Linked DNA regions of Mus musculus: all the other regions are linked to region 3. The links are chromatin loops, found by intact Hi-C in ENCODE. Cell type or tissue: left cerebral cortex. All regions are shown on one strand.

The links. Peaks named below come from ENCODE experiments on the same cell type or tissue, not always from the same donor. Only the 100,000 strongest peaks of a DNase experiment are listed, where the experiment ranks them.
Region 1: a loop joins it to region 3, with 2.9 times the contacts of the local background. A loop is called at or near these places in 3 of 42 quality-filtered maps.
Region 2: it touches region 3 in a loop (2.7-fold over the local background); 3 of 42 quality-filtered maps call a loop at or near these places.

The regions. Positions count from the first base shown.
Region 1 is chr7:16,815,966-16,818,465 of GRCm38, reverse strand. Fkrp (fukutin related protein) reads left to right here and starts at 1,734. Exons shown (of 3, transcript NM_173430.2): 1 at 1,734-1,766. Strn4 (striatin, calmodulin binding protein 4) reads right to left here. Exons shown (of 18, transcript NM_133789.3): 1 at 1,832-2,500. The coding sequence starts at 2,113. In left cerebral cortex, a CTCF peak has its summit at 1,383; DNase peaks (open chromatin) are centred at 576, 1,472, 1,913 and 2,169; H3K4me3 peaks cover 2,500 bases; H3K27ac peaks cover 2,500 bases.
Region 2 is chr7:16,824,870-16,827,369 of GRCm38, reverse strand. It overlaps Strn4 (striatin, calmodulin binding protein 4), which reads right to left. Exons shown (of 18, transcript NM_133789.3): 5 at 709-906. Among named protein-coding and RNA genes, the nearest start is that of Fkrp, 9.4 kb to the right of the region's middle. In left cerebral cortex, a CTCF peak has its summit at 1,385 (motif pointing left); a DNase peak (open chromatin) is centred at 1,307; H3K27ac peaks cover 1,737 bases.
Region 3 is chr7:16,398,264-16,400,763 of GRCm38, reverse strand. It overlaps a transcript of Zc3h4 not described here. Among named protein-coding and RNA genes, the nearest start is that of Zc3h4, 1.7 kb to the left of the region's middle. In left cerebral cortex, a CTCF peak has its summit at 2,239 (motif pointing right); DNase peaks (open chromatin) are centred at 674, 1,141 and 1,975; H3K4me3 peaks cover 1,721 bases; H3K27ac peaks cover 1,899 bases.

The DNA.
Region 1 (2,500 bases), 420 kb before region 3:
GAGCATGCTCTGTGACTCCACAGAAGGTCACTAAGTGAGTGGGAAGACCTCTTCTTAGGAGGCAGCACATACTGTACACTCTGAGTGGAGTCTGGGATACACAGCATGGCTGACACAGTGAAAGCTGTCAACTGTACCCCTGTCAAGCTCTGCTGTGATGGCCTGGGTGACCTGGTGAGGTCTCTAAGCTTCCTTAGAGACTTTTCTCACCTGTGCTCAGTGTCAGACAGGGAAAAGACACAGTCAGCACTGCCACCACTGCTGGGATCCGTAGCATCTCCCTCCCCTGCTTATTAAAAAAGAGAGGAAGGGATACCATTTCCCCTCTCAGAATGCCACAAGAATTAAATGATAGCATGTATAATACTTAATACAGTGTCAGGCACATAATATGCCCTGAATAAATAGCAGCTGCTGTCGTTATTGCTGAGTGAGGTAATGACATTGGCCCTGCCTACATAATGGGGTATTGAGAAGATCTGATGAGATGTATGCTGGGAAAGAGCCTGAGTTAGAGTTGGGCACAGCACGAGGAGCACTTACATAAGGACTTCTCTCTCAGGGATGGGAGCTACATACACAAAATTCAAATGCTCTTGGCATTCATCCCATGGACAAAAACTGAATCAGTCACTTATTTGGGGCTCCATTTCAATCTGACAGGAAAGAGCACATTGGAAACAGAAAGATGGGTTGCCAGAAACCAAGCGCTGACTGTTTTTGTTAATAACATCCCAGCCTAGGAACCATTTGACTCCTGGGGGCCCATCCCTGAAGGCCTTGAAGTGCTCACCTTTCTGATTCCCCACAAGCAGTACCTAGCTCAAGGTCACAGAGCCCAGCCCAACTTCTACTCCACGAGCCATCACCTGGCACATTCTTCTCCACAAACCATCAAGTCCCTTTAGAGGCCCTTACACAATCACTTCCCTCACGGAGTCCCTCCTCGTGCTGTCTTTTCCCCCTACTCATCACCCAAAGGCACCTCCATCCCTCTTCACCGTGTGCAGCATCTCAGACGCTCCTGTCTTCCCACTGAATATACCCAACAAACGCCCTAACAGTTCAGGGGTTTCTACCTAACATCCTCAAATCTTTCATAACGGAACTCTAATTCCTTAAAGCACCCAAAATGTCGCTTCCCACTCTCAAGCTCTCCTGGGGGAGCCCAAAACATGTCCTCTACCCTCTCCGTGGTTCCACCCAAACGATCCCAATGTGTCCCTACATTGTAGCCACACGTGCCCAAAGTGTCCTTCTTGGACAGGAGGCCACACACTTCATCCTGGGACCCCTTCCTATCAAGCTTCCTCCCACCTTTCAATTGCTCCGGGCCAGCCACTCCCCCAAGGTACCCCATGCCAGCTTCCAGTCTTCCTCTCTTCACTCCCTGCACCCAGTGGATGTTAAGAGTGTGTCACCCCACTAGACATCTAGTCCATTCCACCCTGACAGCCAGCATCTGGTTAGGATCCGGAGGCGAGGCGTGGCATATTTATTCGCGCAGACCCCATCCACTTTCTCAGCACTCTGTCCCCCGGGAACCCCGAGTCGCATCGCCCAGACAGGCTCTCTGGGCTTGGGCTCGTCACTCCCACTCGCGGCTCCCGGCAGACTCGGCCCTGCTCAGATCCTCTGACCGGTCCCGGCCCGCGTCCGCCCCGAGGCCCCGAGGACCCCGCCGCCGGCCCGTCGCCGGCCCTGCCCGCCCCCTCCCGGCCGTCCCGGCGGCCATTGCTCCAAGATGGCGGCGGCGGCGGCGGCGGGTGAGGCGAGGCCGGGCCGGGCAGGACTGGGGCGGGGAGCGCGGGAGGGCAGCGGTGGCGCTCACCTGCAGCTCGGCGCGCTCGGCCTCCCAGCGGGCCTTCTCGGCTTCGAAGCGTGCCCACTCGTGTTGGATAAAGTGCAGGATCCCCGGCAGGCTGAGGGGCTCCGGGCCCGCCGTAGGGCCCGGGCTGCCTCCGCCGCCACCTCCTTTTCCTACCGGGCCGGGCCCAGGAGCAGGGCTGGAGGCCGGGGCCGCCGCCGTCGGGTTGGGAGCCGTGCCCGAGCCCAGAGGGCGGCAGGAGGAGGCGGCCGATGCGACCGCGGCGGCCGCTCGCTCCTCCATCATGGAGGCCCCGGGGCCGGCCCGCGCGCCCGCTGTACCTCGCGCGCCTGCGCGGACGCGCAGCTTCACACTTCTACACCCCCGCCTCGTGTGCGCGCGCGCGCGCGCTGGGCGGGCGAGGGGAGCGGGGACAAGCACGGGGCTGGGCGCGAGCCTCGCCCACCCACCCGGGTCGACCCCGGTGGTGCGCGCGGGCGGGGGTGCTGACAGGGAGGGGGAGGGACTGCCTCTACGTAGGCAAAGGACCCAGGGTCCCTCGCAATTGTCTCCTTTGCGGTCGAGAGACCAGACCGGACTTTTTTTTCTGCATTCTCCCCAATGTCAGAGTCCTATCCCCTCCAAATGCAAATACACCCCCATCTCTTTCACTTAGTGAAGAAAAAAAAAACA
Region 2 (2,500 bases), 430 kb before region 3:
ACAAAGTGGTCCTCCCTCCTAGCCACCAAGAGGGGTACTACTTCCGTTACTTCTCATGTAGCCCAGGCTGGCCTCAAATGTGCCCTGTAGCCAAGAGTGACCTTGAACTTCTGATCTTCCTGAATCTACCTTCTGAGTACTGGGATGTACGTGCCTGTAAAGCAGGAGTCTGTTTTCCATGTCTGGTTTATACAGGGTTAGAGATGGAAACCAGGGCTTCATGCCCCCCTCTTCCTCCTTGTCCTCCCCCTTTTCCTCCTCTTCCTCCTTTTTGGCCAGGCTGGTCTCTAACCCCTGGGCTCAAGCAACTCCTGCCTCTGCCTCTTGAGTAGCTATGACCCCAGGGGTATAGTACAGTACCAGGCGGTCTCCTGTCACTCTTTCCACATGCTTCACCTAGCACCACCTAATGACATTTCTGCTTCTGAGGGGTATCAACTACTGATGGGAGATGAACTAAATGAGCTCCTAAGACAAGGGTGGAGGCCTCATGTGTTGCTAACCACTGCAGCCAACCCCTCCCCCACCTCCTCCTACCCCACCCCCACCAAGGTCTGTCCTCAGCTAGAAAAAGAGGCCATGTGGCAACCTGAAGGGGAAGCACTCAACACAATCTAGAAGGGCTGGCAGCGAAGCTGGGAACACTGCCTTCCTGCCCAGCCTCCCCGGGGAAAGAAGAGCAGAGTTCCTCATGACTCAGGGTCTCACCTCTTGATCTGTTCCTCGATCTGTTTTACCAGTAGAGACTCGCCACCGCTAAGTCCCCCAGGGCCTGGTGAAGCCCTGGGGGCCCCCTCAACGGGCTCACCGGCCCCATTGAGTTCCAGTGAACGGCCCAGAAGGGAACGCACACGCTTGGACCGCATGTCCAAGATGGTATCTGTGTAGCCCACCTCTTCCAGGTACCTGTGGGAGCAGAGCCAGGGCAGGTAACACATGAGCCGAGCTGCTTCTGACTGCTGGGCCACGCACAAGCCAGCAGCCTTCTGAGGAGCCACCAAAGAGCAGATGGCAGTTTTTCAGAAGCAGCCCCTGAGCAGCAGCTTGGCTTCTGACACTTATCAATGGAAGCCCTGGTCCCCATGCACGCTGCTATGGCACACGGTGTCCCCAACATGTAGGAGAGAGCCCACGTGCAGGAACAGCCAGATGTCCACTGATGGACGCTAGGCAGAAGGTGACAAAGGCAGAGTGCCACAGAGAGATGGCTATGACCAGCAGCACAGTGAACATGGCGGATGTTCCATGTTCCCACGCGATTCCGAGTTTTATAAAAATGCAAAGAAGAGTGTGATGGTGTGTGTATGCTCTCATCACACACAGACACACCCTTATGCTTGCTTCCTGGACGCCTATTAGACAGACATAAACTGAGCAACAGTGACCTCTGCAGGGGAGGATACAGGACACAAGAGTACACTGTTTTTTTCTGCAGTACTGGGGATGGACCCCAGTGCCTTGAGCATGCGAGGCAAGCGCTCTACCGCTGCGCTACATCCGCAGCCTGAGGTCTACTTACTTCTATACCTGAGCATTTATTACTTCTGCAACTTAAAAAACTGAAGCCAGCTGAGACTGGCCTAAAGGAAAAAGAAAAAGAAGAGAAGATCAAAAAGTCAATCCTGAGTATGTGCGGCTTCCAGGGTTAAGGGACAACACTGCCTCACTGCTCTGTTGCAGGACCCTTTGGATGCCTGTGCCCTTCTCTGCTTCTCCTGCCTCTGCAATGCCTTATGTGGCCCAGGGAACAAAAGAGGCGGAGAAGCCTGGCAATCTGGAAAACGGGCTCTATGGGTGACTGCCTAAGATCTCACTATGGCCCTCCATGCATTTATCAAATGCTCTTGGCACCAGTGAGAACCAGGGGCAAGTCAGCAGTTACACAGTACAGGGACTATGGGGAACCAGAGGACAGGGAGACATGAGTATAGTGGCAGGCCCATGCTCCCATAATATTTGTTTTACAGCCCTCTGGGGTTATTTGTGCCCACTTAAACTAGCAGTGGTTTGCAGATACTGAACTGAAGACAGTGAAGGTCGGCTTCCTGAGTTCTGTCATTTGTCTTAGACTCAAGTTTTAAAGTAGCTCTCAACACAGCACCTCAGGATGGATTGGCTCTGGAGATCTGTGGCTTTCCAGCAAGGTCCCTGTTACATAGTGGTGATTTCTGTAGTGCTGTGGATGGACCCTAGGGCCTGGTCCACAGTAACTAAGGACTTAGCCCTTAAGCCATACACTCCACTCCTTTAAGTTCTTAACTTTACATAATCTGACTGATCTATATGTGGGAATTGACAATACTTAGTAAAAGCATTACAAACCACAGGGACAGTTTAAACAAACAAACAAACAAACAAACCAGTCCTGGCTCTTACACATCATGGAGCACACCACTTGAGGGACTCACAGTACCTCTCCAAATATTAAGACTGACACAGCTCTTTAGCCCTCACCTCTCTTACTCTCTAGTCCTCCTTCTCTCTCTCTCCCTTCCCCCCT
Region 3 (2,500 bases):
AGATCGATATCGAGTATTTTTTTTTTCGGTTTCGGAGTCACCTCTGAGCCGACTTCCACGTAGGCCGCGAGGCCTAGGCCCCGGCAAGGCCGCCCGCCGCCTGCTTTCTCCGCAGCCTGGCCCTGAGGTCACTCGCTCACGGGCACGGGACCCTCATCGGGACGAGAGGTCCCCTTCCGCCACACACGCACGCACACACACACGCGGCCCCCCAAGGCCTGAGACCCGGGGGACACGGACACTGGTGGGTGGTTGGGTGTAATTAGCGCGGGCCCGCGCGCGACGGAGCAAGCGAAGGGAAAGGGGGGGAGAGGAGAGCGAGCAGGGGGGATGGTTAAAAAAAAATCGGGGAGAAGAGGGATCGGGCTATGGAGATGGGCCGACTGTCTGCCCGCCCTAGATGCCCCAGCTGCCGGGCCCCCGCCGCGGTCAGGAATTCACACAAAATGGCGGCACAGCCGGGACAAGCACGGAGGCTGAAGCCGGAGGAAGGGCGTGGAGGGAGGGGGTAGCGGAGAGGCCGGAGGAGCGTCACGTGGAGAAGGGCAGAGCCAGCCCGCCCGAAAGTCGGCGAAAAGAGCCGAAGCGGAAGGGCGAGGCGGAGGAGAGGGCACGGAAAGAGCCGAACACAGCTGAGATTAACGAGACTCTGAAAAAAGCCGGAAAGAGCCGAGGGAAGATCTAGGTCACTGCAGCAACGCGGAGCGGATCAGAGACCCACCTAAAGGACCAAGGGTGGTCGTGGGGGCGGGGCTAGGGAAGGCCGGGAGAGCCGGAAATAGCCGAAGCGCTTCGGGATGGGAGAAGCCCCCCCCTGGGGGGGGGCGAGGCGAGAGTCCGGAAAGAGCCGAAGTCAGGGAAGGGATCCCGGGAGGAGGCGGAAGTAGCCGAAATACATTGAGCGGAGCGAATAGGAATTAGCGAATAAGCTGAACGGGTGGGGCTAGAAAGGCGATTAATTAACTCAAGGGTAAATGACTTTCAGGAACTCGCCCCCAAAGCAAGCGAGAAGAGCCGAAAATTGCTAGTTTGAAGGAAGGCGGGAAGAGCCCAAAGTTTTAGGTGGGAGAATAATGGGAGGGGAAAAAATTTAACCGAAAGCCGGAGACCGGTCCCAGGAGTCGGTCGTTCCCGAAGAGGGGCTGGAGAAGAGGCGGCCCGGAGATGACGTCACTACATAACTCAGCCAGTGGCGTCATCCTTGGAGGCGAGAAGGGTGGTGCCAACTGTGAGGGCGAAGTGGAGATCTTGACCGGGTTCTTAAACCGCTAACAAAAGTATTTTGAAGTTTCACCTCCTACCCAAGTTGATATTCCTAGTTTGTAGATGGAGACTGAACGCGAAGGCTGGAAGCTTAACTGGCTTAAGACCGAGTGTTTGGAGTCAGGATATGCGGAAAAGTTGAAGTTAGCAGTGCTAGCCTCTAAGCATACACAAAACCCATAGCTTCATCCGCAGCACCTTATAGAATCAGTTGCGGTGGCCCCAGAAGCACTTAGTGTGAAGGCAGAAAAGTGAGAAACTCAAGATCCGCCTGACCCGCATGGTGGAAGAACCGACTCCCCAATGATAGCACATCCTCTAACCTCATGCAAGAATAAAGGGAAAGACGGGATCACGGGACAAGGCAGGGACAAGGAAGAAGAGAGTCGGAGCCCAGTGACAAGAGGAAAAAACAAAACATTTTTCTCCTGAAATGCAGGGGTGGGGTGTCATGAAATACAATGCAGCAAGGGTGGGCCCATGCAAAGGTATGCCCCTTAGATGTTACAGCTCGTCATCTGGTATAAAGAAATTTATTGGGGGGGGAAGGGACAGGAGTGAGGGTCTGGAGAAGGGGTAAAGGCAGACAGACTGGAGCAGAGCCATAAGAACAAAGGACAGTCAGAAAGGGGCACCAGGAACAGAAATGGGAAGAGAGAGATTTCAGAAAACACACACGGGAGGTGTGTGTGGGGGAGACAGGGAATTGGGTTTAGGGAGTCCTTTTGTCAGGAACACACACCTGCCAAACCTGGCAGCAGGAGGTGAAGACTAAAACCATCACTGGGTACCTGGATGCAGGTCAGCTGGATGTTCTGTATGCTAACATGGGGGCCTGGACACAAAACTCTTCTGAGAAACTTGTGAGCCACTTATCTCAGACTGGTTGCTAGAGCCTCCTGTCAGGATGCTATTCTTTTTTTTTTTTTTTTTTTTTTTTATTATAGTAAGTACACTGTAGCTATCCTCAGACAAACCAGGAGAGGGAGTCAGATCTTGTTATGGATGGTTGTGAGCCACCATGTGGTTGCTGGGATTTGAACTCTGGACCTTCGGAAGAGCAGTCAGGTGCTCTTACCCACTGAGCCATCTCACCAGCCCCAGGATGCAATTCTTAATCTAATTTCTTTTGGGCAACCCAAAGCCTTGTATTTGCTACACAAATTCTGAGACACATCCTCAGCCTCAGTTCCTAATTAATAGGGCTAGACTGAGCTAAATAGCTCTTGTCAAGAAA